Linked DNA regions of Homo sapiens: all the other regions are linked to region 1. The links are chromatin loops, found by intact Hi-C in ENCODE. Cell type or tissue: heart right ventricle. All regions are shown on one strand.

Region 1 (2,500 bases):
ACCTCATCTGTACAAAAAATGCAAAAGTTAGCCAGGTGTGGGGGTGCATGCCTGGAGACAGGTATTCAGGAGGCTGACATGGGAGGTGGAGGTTGCGGTGAGCTGAGATCACACCACTGCACTACAGCCTGGGCAACAGAGTGAGACTGTCTCAACAACAAACAAATAAATCAATTAAAAAAATGCAAAAATTAGCCGGGCGTGGTGGCACATGCCTGTAACCCTGCTCGGGAGGCTGAGGCCAGAGAATTGCTTGAACCCAGGAGACAGAGATTGCAGTGAGCCAAGTTCCTGCCACTGAACTCCAGCCAGGGTAACAGAGTGAGACTCTGTTTCAAAAAGAGGACCACTTGAGCCCAAGAGATCTAGGTTGGATGTGCCACTGCACTCCAGCCTGGGCAACAGAGACACCCTGTCTCAGATAAAAAACAAAACAAAAACAAAACCCCACCATCATCCACGTCTGACCATAAGCATGCTCTGCAAATGTATTACCAAGATCAGCGTCAACTTCAATGCTGCTTTTCTCAAACCGTAACCCTCTGAAAGAAAGCACTTTCTGGGCGGGCGTGGTGGCTCACGCCTGTAATCCCAGCACTTTGGGAGGCCGAGGCGGGTGGATCATGAGGTCAGGAGATCGAGACCATCCTGCCTAACAAGATGAAACCCCGTCTCTACTAAAAATACAAAAAATTAGCCGGGCTTGGTGGCGGGCGCCTGTAGTCCCAGCTACACAGGAGGCTGAGGCAGGAGAATGGCATGAACCCGGGAGGCGGAGCTTGCAGTGAGCCAAGATCACGCCACTGCATTCCAGCCTGGGCGACAGAGCGAGACATTGTCTCAAAAAAAAAAAAAAAAAAAAAAAAGGACTTTCTTTTCTTTAAGACAACAGAAAGTGCTTCTTACCTCTAGATGGCCACAGCCTGAGAGCCTGAGATCTTGCTCCAACACCGTGGATTTTTTGTTGGAATTCTCCTGACCAGGTCAAAATGGGCACCAAAATAAAGATGCATTTATGGGTCCTGTTTGCATGTTTCCTGGAATCCAGAATATAAACCCTTAGAAGGACCATCTCCAGTTCCTTGCTTCAGAGAATCAGCAGGTTAGCCTTGTTTATCATAGCACAATCCTCCTGAGTTTTGTCTCTGGAAAGAAGAAGCAATGCCTACTAGAAATACATTATATTTAACCAAGAGAAACGGGCAGGATTTCTGTGGGTGGCAAGCCACCCAGGTGCCGAGGCAAGAGACCGAAGGCACAAGCTGTTCCGGTATAATAAAGAAACTCACCACAAGCCGTTCCAGTATAACAAAGAAAATATATAGAATAAGACTAGTTATACTAGAAATAGATTATAGATATGATTATATATGAATATTATTAATCATTAGTTTGTAGCATTACTCTTTATTCCAATATTATAATAATCTTTGTTCTACAATCATAACCTAGGGAAAACCAGGCCATACAGAGATAGGAGCTGAAGGGACACGGTGAGAAGCGACCAGAAGACAAGAGCGTGAGCCCTCTGTCATGCCCGGACACGGCCACTAGAGGGCTCCCTGGTCCAGCGGTAACACCAGGGGGAAGGCACCCGTCACTTAGCACAGCGGTAGCGCCAGTGCCTGGGAAGGACCCCCTTACCTTCCCAAACCCGGAGAGGGAGTCTCCCTTTCTCCAGGGGAGTTAGAGAAGACTCTGCTCCACCACCTCTTGTGGAAAGCCTGACATCAGTCAAGCCCGCCCGCAGCCGTCTGGTGGCCTAAACGTCTCCCTGTGATGCTGTGCTTCAGCGGTCACGCTCCTGGTCCACTTTCACGTTCCGCTCTGCACACCTGGCTCCGCCTTCTAGATAACGGTAGCAGAATAAGTGAAAGTATTAAAGTCTTTGATCTCTCCGAGAAATACATAGAAGAAATAATGACGTAAGCTGTCCCCAATCTCTCTCCGCCTAAGCTACCAAATAGGGAAGGGGCCCCCTGTCCGGTGGACACGTGACTCGCGTCATCTTACCTATCATTAGAGAAGACTCACACTTCTTACCCTGCCCTTTTGCCTCGTATACAATAAATAACGGCGCGGCCACGCATTCGGGGCCACTACCGGTCTCCACGTCTTGGTGGTAGTGGTCCCCCAGGCCCAGCTGCCTTTTCTTCTCTCTCTTTGTCTTGTGTCTTTATTTCTACAATCTCTCCTATCTGCTCACGAAGAGAAAAACCCACAGGCCCAGTAGGGCTGGACCCTACAGATCTCTAGAGAACAGCAGTGGATTTTGAGCCAAGTGTTCACTCGAGTTCCAGCACAGGGACACACAGTCCCGATGGGAGCATCCAAAACGGAATCTACGATGGTGAAGAATATACATTGTCGCACACACAAACATTCTCCAGGATAGACCACAGGCTGGGCGGTAAAAACTCCTCAATAAAATTTGAATAGAAATACACAAGTATGGCTGGGGTGCGGTGGCTCACACCTCTAATCCCAGCACTTTAGGGGC
Region 2 (2,500 bases), 240 kb after region 1:
GTCTTCCTCCCAAAAACCTCTAAGCTGATTCCACTCTTTCCACAGACCTGCTGTAGTGCGGTGTGGGTGGAGGGAGGGATCAGAAGGTACAGAAAAAAAAGACTGCTCCCTCCTGGCAAGCACAGCACTAACAAGCCTCGTGTGCTTACAGTTTATGACAGCCTGTTGGCCGCTGTCAGCTCAACCCCATGAACTCAGCATCAGCTTCGGGGACTCTTCGTCCTTTCCTGCTCCTGCCAGGAGGAGAATGAGCAACAAATAAATCACATTCGGACAGTTCATTTCAATCCTCCCTCTCACACAACAGCCCCATTCCAGGGTTAGAGAGTGGAGGAATTTTACTCTCATTTCACTCCAGTTTGGGTGAGAGAATTTGCTGCTTGTTCCAGAAAGCCGTTTTCTGTCCGCTAACCACACCGGTGAAGAACCTTTCTACCTTCCTCTTACACAAAGTCACATCTGTCCCAGCATCACCAAACCTATCAGAAATTGCAAAAGGTTTTAAATTTTAACCTTACTTGCAAGCCAACAAGTAAGATTGTCAGTTTATGGATGTTGACTGAGGGCATGAGATTTCTGGATCTGAGAAAATATATATTTTACTATTCATCACGAAAATGACAGCAAGAACTTCGCATCTGCGCACATTCCCCCCGTCTACTCCGAGGGACACAGAGATGAGGCACGTGTGTTTGTGCACCGTCACTTTCTTATAACGTTTACGTTTCAGTGTCTTCCTCCCGAAAACCTCTAAGCTGATTCCACTTTTTCCACAGAGCTGCTCCAGGGCGGTGTGGGTGGAGGGGGGATCAGGAGGTACAGAATAAAACAGTGGCCCCTGCTGGCAAGCACAGCACTAACAAGCCTCGTTTCATAACCGTGTTTATGGGTCTCTAGAGATCAATGAAGAAACATAAACATTGTACAAACATGTCCAATTCACATATTTCTGATAAGATTAGGGGGTTTTGTGTTACTTATCTAAGCAAAGCAAAGCTTGGATACACAGGAGTCCCCACTCATGAGAAGAAAGGGGCTGACAGCTGGGAAACCTGCACTGATCATTGCAGAGATGTTCACCACCAGCTGACTGGGATTATTCAAAAGAGCCAAACAAACTTGAAAGGTGAAGAGAGAGTGTAAAAGGACACAAACGTGCTCACCAGGAGGATGGTTTTGGTAGCTCCGGACTCAGGGGAGGATGTGGGGGAGACGCTGGTCCTATGAATGTGCTGGACCCGCCGCTTGTGCCTGTGCAGGATGCAAACGATGGAGCTGCTGCCCCAGAGCATGAGCCCCAGGCAGATCACATCAGGGAAGGACAGCAGTGCCGCGTCAGCGACTCTCTGGTGTCCTCGTGATCAGCAGCAGAACAGTATCCCAGATCTTTTGTCTTTGTGGTATTTTTGTTGCTCCACTTGCCGGTCACGTGCATGAGAACAATGATATTGACCAGGGAGGAGCCAGCTGAGGAACACACAGGAGCCAGCGTGCTTGGGGGCGTTCCCTTTAAGCTCTGCCCACCTGAGCTCCTGGGGCTGATGGTGATGGCCTGGGAGACACTCAGGAGGCAGGTGCTGCCAATGGACACTCCCCTGACAACTCTGTGGACACAAAAAAGAAATTTACATCCAGAATCACTCCGGAAATGCCTAAACCCAAAAGCTGCCATTGTCTGTGGGACTCCTCTAGGGAGGAGGAATACGGTGTTGGCTACAATTAGGTGTCTGATCATCAAATCTGTGGACCTTAACCTGCACCCAGTGATGTAAAAGGACAGATAATGGTAAATAAGAGAGAAATCCCCAGGATTCCAAGTACAGTCTGCGATAAGAAGATCGTTCCCATGGCCACATCCCAGCAGCCATTCTGTCAGTTCCCACAGGCTGCTACTTATCTTCAGAGACACAGGATCCTGCAGGGAACGTGATGCATGAGCGACATTTAAAAGGCAGCTGGTACTTGGTGGGGGCTGAGGTAGGAGGATCCCTTGAGCCCAGGAGATTGAGGCTGCAGCGAGCCGAGATCCCGCCACTGCACACCAGGCTGGATGACAAAGTGAGACCCTGTCTCAAAACATAAAAAATAAAAATAAAAAATAAAGTCAGCTGAAATGCAATAGAAATACTTAATAAAGTTACTTTCTAGTATGAAGAGTTTGCCATATTTGGATGTGTCCCATTTTAAGTGTATTTGCAATGAATTGCTCTTTGCTATGAAGAACAGACATGTATTCACCTCCATATTCTTCATAATCTATGAGCCAGGTACCACCATTATAAAGACAAAGAGGACTCAAGCACAGAGAGGTGACATGATTTGTGTAAATTCACACCGTGTTTGGAGTAGAATAGGGACTGATCTTGTCTGGGCTGATTTCAGAGTGCATTAACCACCATGCTCTACTGTCAAAGCCAGTTAGCGGGGTTCTTCCAATAATGAACATACATATTTAATTTTTTTTTTTTTTTTTTTTTTTTTTGAGGCGGAGTCTCGCTGT
Region 3 (2,500 bases), 87 kb after region 1:
GGGACTACACCATGCGTCTGTAATTTTTTTATTTTTTGTAGAGACGGGGGCAGGGGGGAGGGGTCTCACTATGTTGCCCAGGCTGGTCTTAAACTCCTGGGCTCAAGTGATCCGCCTGCCTTGGCCTCCCAAAATGTTGGGATTACAGGCGTGAATCACCTGAGCTCACCTCAGCTTTAATACTGAATATTAAGCTCCTTGAGAAGTTGGATGTATCCATTTTGTCCACCAAGGCATCCTGATACTTAAAAGGATTCCATGTGTGTTTTCAGTTCTGGGTTTAGAATGTCTTCATCTACATGAGGAAAACCACCTCCACTTCCTGTATTTGTCTCAAAAGTCACCTTTGATTTGGTGATTCCTCAGAAAGTTAAATATCACTTCAGTTAAGTTTAGGGGGGAAAAAGTTAAACACAGAATTACAGAATGATCTACTGGGCGCGGAGGCTCATGCCTGTCATCCCAGCACTTTGAGAGGCTGTGGCGGGCGGATCACGGGGTCAGGAGTTCAAGACCAGCCTGGCCAACATAGTGAAACCCCGTCTGTACTAAAAATACAAAAAATAAAAAAAAAATTAGCAGGTTGTGGTGGCAGGCACCTGTAATCCCAGCTCCTCACTGCAGGAGAGTCGTTTGAGCCCAGGAGGCGGAGGTTGCAGTGAGCCAAGATCACACCATTGCACTCCAGCCTGGGAGTGAGACTCTATCCCACCCCCAGCAAAAAAAAAAAAAAAAAAAAGGAGGAATTGCAGAATGATCTAGCAATGTCACCCCGGGTATATCCAAAAGAAGTGAAACAGGGTCTTTTTTTTTTTTTTTTTAACTTAGGGCTACCTCGTCTCTCCAGTAAAAAGCAGGGTTTGGGCCAGCGTGGTCGCTCATGCCAGTAATTCCAACACTTTAGGAGGCCAAGGCGGGTGGATCACCTGAGGTCAGGAGTTCAAGACCAGCCTGGCCAACATGGTGAAACCCTATCTCTACTAAAAATACAAAAATTAGCCGGGCATGGTGGCACGCGCCTGTAATCCCAGCTCTTCAGGAGGCTGAGGCAGGAGAATTGCTTGAACCTGGGAGGCGGAGGTTGCAGTGAGCCGAGATCACGCCACTGCACTCCAGCCTGGGTGACAGAGCAAGACTCTGTCTCCAAAAAAAGTTTGATTTGGTACTATCACGGAGATCATAATTTAAAAAAAATTATATATATATATATATATATATATATATATATATATATATATATGTATACGCACAATTACAAATAAATAAATAAATAATAAAGTTTGACTTTTTCCCCAACTGACATTTGACTTCATATAATTCAGTTCCATTTAAATGACTTCAGAAGCTTCTAGGCTGTGGAAAGGGGCTCCCTCTCCTGGTTAAGATCTGCCAGCTCTTACAAGTTCCTTTTCAGGTCTACAAACCACTCCGCCCTTGTGCAGCCGTCACAGCCCTCCCTGCTTATCTCAAGACAGACTCTAGGTTAACTGGTGAATAGAGCTTTACTGAGCTATGTGCAGAGAAAACACGGAAGATTACAGCACAAAAAGAAACAACGGAAGCCTGAATATCAGACGTCATTGTTCAGAAATTCTTCAGGTTTAATGCATTCTCTGGGGTCTCACAGACTGTCCTTTGGTCCTTTTCTGTCTTTTTTTTTTCCTTAAATACTCTCCTATCCAGCCTCTCTCATCTTGTAGCCCCATCCGTACCCGCTGTGATGGTAGGACCCATTATTTCCTGAGCAAGTCTGATCTACCTCTTCTGAAGATTCCAGATCTCAAACAACTGCCATCTCTGGATCTCAGTCCCTTTTGCGTTGGAACAATCTTTCCACACCAGAGGGGATCCCTTTTTAGGTTACTATGCCCAACAGTTCTCACTTTATCTTCAATTCTCCATTCTAGGCTATGTTTTGGAAATTGTCTTTCATAGCTATAAGACAGAGAAAGGCTATGCAAAACTACATAACATGGCTACATAATATCAACATTTATTTATTTACTTACTTTTTTTTTTTTTAAACAGAGTCTCACTCTGTCACCCAAGCTGGAGTGCAATGGCACAATTTCAGCTCACTGCAACCTCCGCCTCCCGGGTTCAAGCGATTCTCCTGCCTCAGCCTCCTGAGTAGCTGGGACCACAGGCGCCCGCCACCATACCTGGCTAATTTTTTTATATTTTTAGTAGAGACGGGGTTTCGCCATGTTGGCTAGGCTGGTCTCGAACTGACCTCTGGTGATTCGCCAGCCTTGGCCTCCCAAAGTGCTGCGATTACAGGCGTGAGCCACCGCACCCAGCCATGGAGAGGCACTTGCCATAAACAAGACCAAACCCATGTTAACACAGAGAAAGCGCCAAAAACCTCCAGAGAAAAGAACAGAGGGAAACAGGCCAGATCGGACCTTAGGGAGCTGCTAGTTCAAGATCTGCATAAAATGAGAAGTGGCTGCTGAATTTGATTCAGAGTCAATGCAATGCCCCTTCCTCCTGATTCAGT

Evidence for each region. A loop is a pair of places that touch in the nucleus more often than their neighbours do. Peaks named below come from ENCODE experiments on the same cell type or tissue, not always from the same donor. Only the 100,000 strongest peaks of a DNase experiment are listed, where the experiment ranks them.
Region 2: it touches region 1 in a loop (4-fold over the local background); 16 of 110 quality-filtered maps call a loop at or near these places.
Region 3: a loop joins it to region 1, with 9 times the contacts of the local background. A loop is called at or near these places in 18 of 110 quality-filtered maps.

The regions. Positions count from the first base shown.
Region 1 is chr19:53,745,551-53,748,050 of GRCh38, reverse strand. It overlaps LOC124904765 (a long non-coding RNA gene), which reads right to left. Exons shown (of 6, transcript XR_007067334.1): 3 at 1,645-1,848; 4 at 907-1,145. Among named protein-coding and RNA genes, the nearest start is that of MIR521-1, 1.8 kb to the left of the region's middle. RefSeq lists an enhancer at 251-849 and a silencer at 1,908-2,120. In heart right ventricle, a CTCF peak has its summit at 1,548 (motif pointing right); a DNase peak (open chromatin) is centred at 1,570.
Region 2 is chr19:53,502,760-53,505,259 of GRCh38, reverse strand. It overlaps a transcript of ZNF331 not described here and the pseudogene VN1R103P. Among named protein-coding and RNA genes, the nearest start is that of ZNF331, 34 kb to the left of the region's middle. RefSeq lists a silencer at 92-317. In heart right ventricle, CTCF peaks have their summits at 744 and 944; no DNase peak of the experiment used is centred here; H3K4me3 peaks cover 1,417 bases; H3K27ac peaks cover 1,366 bases; H3K27me3 peaks cover 590 bases.
Region 3 is chr19:53,658,402-53,660,901 of GRCh38, reverse strand. The region is part of intron 2 of LOC107985342 (a long non-coding RNA gene); the gene reads right to left. It also overlaps the pseudogene LOC100288093. Among named protein-coding and RNA genes, the nearest start is that of MIR512-1, 7.0 kb to the left of the region's middle. RefSeq lists an enhancer at 1-561. In heart right ventricle, a CTCF peak has its summit at 1,390 (motif pointing left); a DNase peak (open chromatin) is centred at 1,409; H3K27ac peaks cover 2,407 bases.